Regions from separate parts of the Homo sapiens genome. Here all the other regions are linked to region 1. Evidence: chromatin contacts called from ENCODE Hi-C or POLR2A ChIA-PET data. All regions are on one chromosome and are shown on one strand. The core of a region is the stretch at or near the end of the contact, and the rest is flanking DNA. Distances in the headings are between cores, read along the strand shown.

Region 1 (2,719 bases), core at 113-2,612:
CAACTCACCCTCCTGCAGTATATAGAAACAGAACTTTATTTGAAAAGATTCAGCAAACCCCAGTGTATAGCCACTCCACACCTTTGTCTTTGCTACAAGAAGACAGCTGTCAGAGCATTTGTTTTATCATTAGCAGGGTAGAGGTGAGTTCACCCTTTTCTTTGTGTCTTTCCACCTAAGATGCGTGTCCAGAAACATTCATAGGCTCAACAAGCATGTGGACTAGCAAGAAACTTTGAGATGATCGAGTTCATTAAACCTTCTCCTGATAATGTGTTTCAGAGAGGGTGCATGACTTTTCCAAAGCCACACAAGAAGTAAATTAATGTCCAAACCAGGACTGGCACCAGTGTCACCTCACTATGCTGCTTTTTGTGAAGCTTAGTGCATTTTAATGATTTTTTTATAACTATAGAAAAATCATTTGGTATAGTATACTTTGAATATTCATTCACTTCATCCTCCTCACTTGAACTTCTAACCAATGCTTTGGCTGCCTTACAAAGAGTATTGATCCTATATTCTGTTGAACTGCCAGGTACAACTCATGTCATTTGGTTTCCTCTCCAGTGTACTAGTGTCAGCTTTTATGACAAGTTGTGTTAAAATTCTACTTTAACATGTTTTTTTTTTGTAAAGGCGAACATTTTGGAGCATATAGGATGCTCTTAGCAAAATCATGCAGCATTAACTCTCCTGGTTGCCATGGCATAGAAAGAAAAGATTTTGTCAGCTTTTAGGTGTGGTCCGGAATATACACAATGACATAATATGGGTGTACTATCTTAAAAGGCTTTGTCCCCTTTTTAGTCAAACACCTGTGACAAAATTACGAACTGTGGTTAACATAGAATACTTACAAGTGGTTTTTCGGAGTCGTCCAGGGTAGAGGAGCTCAGCGTGCAGACAATTTTAGTACCTACTTTTCTTCTTGCACCTGGCACTGGGAGTGAGTGACATTAAAAAGAAGTTCAAGAAGTCAAGAGTTAAGGATCCTACCTTTCAGACATTGTTTGAGATATTTTGTAGGGGGCAAGGTGGGCCTCTCAAGGGTCATTTACGACATAGAAGGGAGAATCTCTTCCAGTCCTCAACCCAAGTCAATTTCTGATGCCTGAATTCCAAGCCTAGATTCATCATTTCTGTAACTGATCTTGTCGTGTGCATTTGCAAATCACTCTGGCATTTATAACTTGTTACATTATAGCTTCGAGTGAGGTTTTCTTTTTTCTTAGCTTTTTATTCAATGGAAGGATAGCATGGTATATTTAGATTTAGTAATTCATCCATTCAACGCATATCTGCTGAGTGCCTGCTGTGTGACAGTCATTGTGCTGTAGATGGCAGGAGGAGGAGTGCATAGCAAGGCAGGAAACAGACCTTTGCCCTCTCGGCTTCTTTCTACTAGAGGGCAAACTCTATGACAGCTCCACCAGGAGAACTCTGTTCTCCTGGAGTTTGTCCTCTAGTATAAAGAAGCAGAGAGTGCAAGTGAAACGAAGGAACAAGATATCTGCGTGGAATGGGAGTTCACACAGGATACAGTGGAAAGCACAGACCTTGGGAAAGCCTGTCTAGCCAGGGAAGGCCTCTTGGAAAAGGTGACTTTCTATTTAAGACTTAAAGAATGATCCTCGGCCAGGCACAGTGGCTCACGCCTGTAATCTCAGCACGTTGGCAGGCTGAGACGGGCGGATCACCTCAAGTCAGGAGTTCGAGACCACCTTGACTAACAAGGCAAAACCCTGTCTCTACTAAAAGTACAAAAAAAAAAAAAATTAGCCAGGAATGGTGGTGCATGCTTGTAATCCCAGCTAATTGGGAGGCTGAGGCAGAAGAATCGCTTGAACCCTGGAGGCCGAGGTTGCAGTGAGCTGAGATCGTGCCACTGCACTCCAGCCTGGGTGACAGAGCAAGACTCCATCTCAAAAAAAAAAAAAGAAAGAAAGAAAAGACGAAAGAATGATCCTCATGTACAAAGAGCCAGGGGAAGAACCTTTCCTGCAGAGAATGAAGAGGGCTAAGCCTCAGAGTAAGGAATAAGCCGAGTGTGGTGTGGGGTCAGAAAGACCAGTGTGGCTCCATGTGGTTATTAGAGAAGGAGGTAGGGAGTGAGGATGGTGTGGGAGAGGTTAGGGGGTCAGCAGGACCCTGTATACCGGGGCGAAGGACTGGGTTTTGTTCTCTGCCATCTAGGCTGGAGTGCAGTGATGCAATTGTAGCTCCCCGCAGCCTCAAATTCCTGGGCTCAGATGATCCTCCCACCTCAGCCTCCCAAGCAGCTAGGACCACAGGTGGGTGTGCCACCATGCCTGCGTAATTTTTTAAATTTTTTATTGTAATGGAATCTTGCCGTGTTGCCCAGGCTGGTCACAAGCTCCTGGCTTCAAGCGATCTTCCTGCCTCAGGCTCACAAAATATTGGCATCACAGGCATGAGTCACTGCACCCAGCCTGGATTTTATTCTGAAATGGATGCGAAGCAGTTGGAGGCAGTGACTTCTGATTCAGGTGTGAGAACAAACCACGTGGACTGGGGAATGGATTGCGGTGTCAGGTGTGTTCTTGAGAGTAGGCTTCTTTGGGGGAGAGGCTGAGATTCTGGTTCCCTGAGGTTGAGCATGGAATCCTGGAAGATGCCACACCTGAGACAGACTCAGCTGGCCCTGGTGAAATGAGAAAACCCTTTTCTAACTGGCGGTGAGATGCAGCTACGCACC
Region 2 (2,719 bases), core at 67-2,566, 120 kb before region 1:
CTTCCCCTAAAGTAGTCAGAGAGCAATGCAGTGTTCTTCAGATCTTTATCAGAGTTACCTGGGGTATCTGTTGGGTAGAACAGCAGATTCCTGGAACTTGTTTAAGAATCTCTGGACTATGGAGGGTGGGAACTTGGGCTTCAAGCTGGTGCCTCCCTGCACACTCACATTTGCAGTCCATGGCCTTGGTGATTGATATTGCTACAGTGTAAATACCGTGAGCTGGGGTAGAAAGCAAGTGGGGGTACTGCTACATTTTAAAAAAATGTTTGAGACTTGCACATTGTTTGTTAGTGCATTTACTTTTCACTTACTCTACTTCACAAGTTGGCTGTTCCCTACCTTCTTAAATCAAAAAACTTTCTCCTGGAAATTGTTTCTTTTTGGTCTGAAGTAAGTCTTTTAGAATGTCCTTATAGAGAGGTGATAAACTTCTGTTTGTTTGAAAAAGCTTCTATTTCACCCTCAGCTTTAAGAGATAGTTTTTCTAGTTATACAATTCTACGTAGGCGGGTGGGGGTTTCTGTCATTTTTTTCTTTTCTTTTTTGTTTTTGCCTCTGTACTGTGGAAAGGATAATTTATTTGGGTATCTATCTTCTGGTATTTTTAAAAATTTCAGTTGCTGTATTTTTTTATGTCTAGAGTTCAGAACAGTTAAGTATTTTAGTTAGCTATGGGGTTCCATGAAGATGGAATTCAGTCCTGTGACTGTTGAATTCTTAACAACACACACACACACACACACACACTTCCACACACCACAGTGGTGATTCACCCTTTATTTTTAGATATGCCTGGTTACTTTAAAATATTAGAAGTCAAATAAGACAGCACTAATGACCATACACATAGAGCATTGTTTTTTTTTGTCTTTTTGTTGTTGTTGTTTGTTTCTTTTGTTTTTTTAGACAGAGTCTTGCTCTGTCGCCAGGCTGGAGTGCATTGGCGCAATCTCAGCTCACTGCAACTTCCGACTCCCTGGATCAAGCGATTCTTCTGCCTCAGCCTCCCTAGTAGCTGGCGTCACCATACCCAGCTAATTTTTGTATTTTTAGTAGAGAGGGATTTTCACCATGTTGGCCAGTGTGGTCTTGATCTCCTGACCTCGTGATCCGCCCGCCTCGGCCTCCCAAAGTGCTGGGATTACAGGCGTGAGCCACTGTGGCCGGCCACATAGAGTATTGTTTAACCGATTTATGTCTTAGCTAGAAAGCTGCTACTCACTCCAGTCCGAATGAAAACGAAACTCCCACAGGAAACCTCCACCAGCCCTCTCCTCATGGCTGATCTTTGCTGTTGACTTGCCTACTCCTCACCCCCAAGCCTTCGAGTATGATATTCTGACCTGTGAAATGCGTTTTCCACCCAATCTTCCAATTCCTCCCAAAACCTCAAGATAATGAATTCTTCTAGAAAGCTCTTATCTGCCCAGACACCTACTGTGCTTTTCTGTGTCACCCGTACTGCTTCTCTGTGCTTCTGAATCACTCTGGAATCATAAAACTGGAGACAGTGCATGACCTCATCCATCCTTTGCTACAGGGATTGCAACATGTTTGTTTTGTTTAAATATAACTTATTTAAAAAGTTAGCTGCCATCTTTGAAAAATTCTGGAATTTTACTAAATAGAAATCTAGATTACTGCCTTTATTTGTAGAATTGAAAGCTCTTGAGGTTCTTGAGGGTATGTGCCCATGTGGCAGTAATTGGAGGGGGAAGTACAATGGCTTCCCCCTTGAAGCTGATAAAGTGAGGATTTCTCAGCTTGCCACATTCCTTCCCTCTCCCTGTTACCTTACACCTGGCCTTCCTCGCTCATTTGCATTACCTGCCTGTTACAAAATGTGGCCCATGATTGTTAGTACCAGCATGGTCAGGTAGTGCCAAAATTCACTTGAGCAAGCCTGAGTCAGAAGGGTATATCACAAAAACTCAGGACTTTTATATTAGGGTATTGGCTGGAAAATATAGAGTTCCCATGGGCACAAGCTTTATAGAGTTGAGTCAGGCTGCTAAAACTCCCTGTGCCTCAGTTTTCTTATCCACATATTGAGTTTAAAATAATAATATCTGCTAAGAACTTTGTTGTAAGAATAGAATGAAATAATGATTATAAAAGACTTAAAACAATACCCAGTACATAATGAGTTTTCAACAAATGGCAATTATATTTTTAGAGAGTACCGAAAAGTTACTTCTTTCAGTTGTTGATTCATTTATTCACTCAAAAGATACATATTGAGTACTTGCTATGAGCTGGGCATTTTTCTGAAATTTTGGAGCATTGCGATGAAAAGAAATAGTTCTTTTATCTAATTGAGCTTATATTCTAGTGGGGAAGACAAATGAGCAAATAGATCAGGGCGAAAGCTCTGAAGTAAGCACATAGGATGATATAATTGAGACTAACTTGGAACCTAACTTAAGTAGGTGGGCAGGACAAGCTTTTTGAAGTGGCCTTTGTCCCTAAGTCCCAGTACTGAGAAGGGACCAGTTGTGTAAAGAATGGGCTCATGGCATCTTGGGAAGCTGAGATAGCAAGTGCACCAGCCCTGAGATGGGAAGACACTTGCCTTGCTTGAAACAAAAGGAGGACCACTGTATCTACATTGATTATAGTTTGGGATTGGGTTGGTAGTTAAGGCAGCGTCAGAGAAGTAGAAAGTGGCCAGATTATGTAGGGCCCTCAGGCCATGGAAAGAAATTCAAATTTTATC
Region 3 (2,719 bases), core at 120-2,619, 110 kb after region 1:
CTTTACCAGACGCCCATAGGGTTTAGTTTTCTTCCAACACAGGGATCATAGACTTAGGAAGTGAGTCATTTGGGACATTGGTACTCATTTTTCACTATCCTTGGTGGACAATAAGAAAAATAATAGGAATGATAGGAGGTAATATTTACCAAACACTTTGTATGTGCCAGTTCAGCAAACCATTCTGAATCCTTTACGCATGTCTTCTCTTTTCATCTTCATGATAACCTTACAAAGATATACTGCAGCTGACACTATTTTCTAGGTCATAAAACTAAGACACAGAGAGGTGAAGTGAGCTCTGCAAGGTCACACTGTAGCTTGTCTGTGCTTTAAGCTTGGGCTCTTCTGGGTTCTGTTAGAAGCCTTTGGTTGCCGTGCCCACTCATGCCCATGGGGCAGCCCATCCCATTCTTTACTTCTTTTTTCTTTTTTTTTCTGAGACACAGTCTTAGCTCTGTCACCCAGGTTGGAGTGCAGTGGCACGATCTCAGCTCACTGCACCTCTGCCTCCCAGGTTCAAGCAATTCTCCTGCCTCCGCCTCCTGAGTCACTGGGACTACAGGCGCATGCCACCATGCCCAGCTAATTTTTTGTATTTTTAGTAGAGAAGGGGTTTCACTGTATTAGCCAGGGTAGTCTCGATCTCCTGACCTCGTGATCCGGCTGTCTGGGACTCCCACAGTGCTGGGATTACAGGCATGAGCCACTGTACCCGGCCTCAGCCCATCCCATTCTTAGGGCTACTGTCAAAGGTTTCTCTGCGGTCAACATTGACTTTGTTAATATTATCAGTGATAGTCCTAGACACAGAATTGCTTCAGTTCAAAAAGATAGGTTCCCACACTTAAAGCCTTAAGCAAAGCTCTCTCTTCTCCATTCCCCTCCTACATCCTTCCAATTGCCACACACTGTTTATTTGACCTCTGAAGTCTCTCCTGCTTTCTGCCCTTCCTGTCCTTGCCTTCCTGCCTGTAGAATGAAGACTTGGCTCCTTAGCATTGCCTTCAAAGCTCTTCATCCCCTGGCCCCAGTCTCTGTGTCTTCTAGAAGTTCCTCCAGCCTAGCTTTCCACAAAATATCTGGGTGTCACCTAAGGGACTGGCCCTCTGCTGGGAGTTCAGGATTGACACAGGAATGCTCACAGAGCTTATACCAGACCCCTTATTCTGCCCTTTGTTTGCCCTACCCTTGAACTTCTATAGCTCCTGTTACTGCTTCCTTCAGTGTTGGATGCCAATCCTCTGTCTTTTTTTTCCTCCTCTCCTACCTATTAACATCCTACTCATCCTTCAAGGCTTGGCTCAAATATGACTTCTATGAAGCCTTTTCAATTGAACCCAGCCTGTGTGACTCACTCTTTTGTCTGGGCTCCCACAAGTGTGTGTTTGTATTTCATTATAACCTTTGTTCAAGTCTGCTCTGTATTTTAGTGGGTTCTTTTCAGATTCGAAAGCCACAAATTCTTGCCTGAAGGTAAGAACCTATTTAATTTATTTTTGTGTGCCCAGAGCATACTATGTAGATATTCGTAGGCGCTCCGTGGATGTTATTAAGCGCAGTAATAACAATTACCATTTTGTTGAGGGCCTACTGTGCATCAGGACTGCGAGGTATTTTGTGTTCACTGTCATGTTTGCTCCTGCCAAGTAGCTTATGAGTGAGTTCTAGCTGTGATTGTTACCCCCATTTTACAGATGAGAAAACTTAGGTCCAGAAAGATGATGTGTCTTGTTTGGGTCACATAGCTGGTAAGTGGAAGTGCAGACATTTGCACACAGGTCTGCATGCTTCTAAAAGTCCATGTTGTTTTCACCACAATGCCTGAGAAATACATTATAATGATTTGCTGTGGCCCCTGGAAATCCAGATTAAGAGTCCTGAGTCCTTTAAGAAATACTCCCGTGGCTCCATTTCTTTTTCTTTCTGCATCCTGGAAATTTCCTCCTTTTAGTCACCTCCTCTTTTTACCCATTCTGCATTTTTTTTTTTTTTTTTTGAGATGGAGTTTTACTCTTGTTGCCCAGGCTGGAATGCAATGGCATGATCTCAACTCACTGCAACCTCCGCCTCCTGGGTTCAAGCAATTCTCCCACTTCAACCTCCCAAGTAGCTGGGATTACAGGGGCCTGCCACCACCCTCGGCTATTTTTTATTTTTTTTATTTTTAGTAGAGATGGGGTTTCACCGTGTTGGCCAGGCTGGTCTCGAAACTTCTGACCTTAGGTGATCTGCCCATCTCGGCCTCCCAAAGTGTTGGGATTACAGGCGTGAGCCACCATGCCTGGTCCCATTCTGCGTTTTTTAAATATTGCCAAAACTGTGTTGCAAAGAACTAGTAAGAATATTCCTGACTTGCAGGTTCAGCCACTGGTCTTTCTTTAAGTGACTGTTAGCCAAATTTTTATAATTTAGGAGCACCCATAACAAAGAAGCACTATATCACAATATTGTGAATTATATTCAGCAAGAGTTCAATAAACTCAGCTTCCTCCCGTGAATCAGCATCAAGCATGGGCCTTCCCATCATACTGCTTGAGTTCTTTGGTCACAACTAACAGAGATTCCCTTTGGCCAACTTAAAGGTAATCCTTAAAAGAAGATATTGGATGAATAGCTGGTAGCTCAGAATGAACAGAAGATGGCTAAGATAGGAAGCAGGACAGTCCCAGTATATAGGAAGTGCCAGTATCTTCCCCAGCTCGTCGCAGCCACTGCT

Evidence for each region. Hi-C counts contacts between places; a loop is a spot of excess contacts on that map. ChIA-PET counts read pairs that join two places held with the same protein, here RNA polymerase II (POLR2A). Pooled maps may share reads with other maps.
Region 2: a loop to region 1 is called in a map of CD8-positive, alpha-beta T cell, with 8 times the contacts of the local background. The contact joins two enhancer-like sites. A Hi-C loop is called at or near these places in 5 of 168 maps with a recorded cell type or tissue (CD4-positive, alpha-beta T cell, CD8-positive, alpha-beta T cell and naive thymus-derived CD4-positive, alpha-beta T cell) and 7 of 50 pooled maps. POLR2A ChIA-PET finds 5 or more read pairs at or near these places in 13 of 52 experiments (CD4-positive, alpha-beta T cell, CD4-positive, alpha-beta memory T cell, MCF 10A and 8 more).
Region 3: POLR2A ChIA-PET joins it to region 1 with 10 read pairs in common myeloid progenitor, CD34-positive. The contact joins two enhancer-like sites. A Hi-C loop is called at or near these places in 2 of 168 maps with a recorded cell type or tissue (aorta and mammary epithelial cell) and 1 of 50 pooled maps. POLR2A ChIA-PET finds 5 or more read pairs at or near these places in 4 of 52 experiments (A673, activated CD8-positive, alpha-beta memory T cell, activated naive CD4-positive, alpha-beta T cell and 1 more).

Annotation. Positions count from the first base shown.
Region 1 is chr3:71,371,239-71,373,957 of GRCh38, reverse strand. The region is part of intron 3 of FOXP1 (forkhead box P1); the gene reads left to right. Among named protein-coding and RNA genes, the nearest start is that of FOXP1-AS1, 83 kb to the right of the region's middle. Within about 2 kb of position 1,362, at least 2 of the 41 ENCODE cell types and tissues checked have a DNase peak (open chromatin) inside an H3K27ac peak, as active enhancers do; they include CD4-positive, alpha-beta T cell and CD8-positive, alpha-beta T cell, where a contact is called at or near this core.
Region 2 is chr3:71,494,993-71,497,711 of GRCh38, reverse strand. The region is part of intron 2 of FOXP1 (forkhead box P1); the gene reads left to right. Among named protein-coding and RNA genes, the nearest start is that of MIR1284, 46 kb to the left of the region's middle. RefSeq lists an enhancer at 1-263. Within about 2 kb of position 1,316, at least 10 of the 41 ENCODE cell types and tissues checked have a DNase peak (open chromatin) inside an H3K27ac peak, as active enhancers do; they include CD4-positive, alpha-beta T cell and CD8-positive, alpha-beta T cell, where a contact is called at or near this core.
Region 3 is chr3:71,256,866-71,259,584 of GRCh38, reverse strand. The region is part of intron 5 of FOXP1 (forkhead box P1); the gene reads left to right. Among named protein-coding and RNA genes, the nearest start is that of FOXP1-AS1, 32 kb to the left of the region's middle. Within about 2 kb of position 1,369, at least 2 of the 41 ENCODE cell types and tissues checked have a DNase peak (open chromatin) inside an H3K27ac peak, as active enhancers do.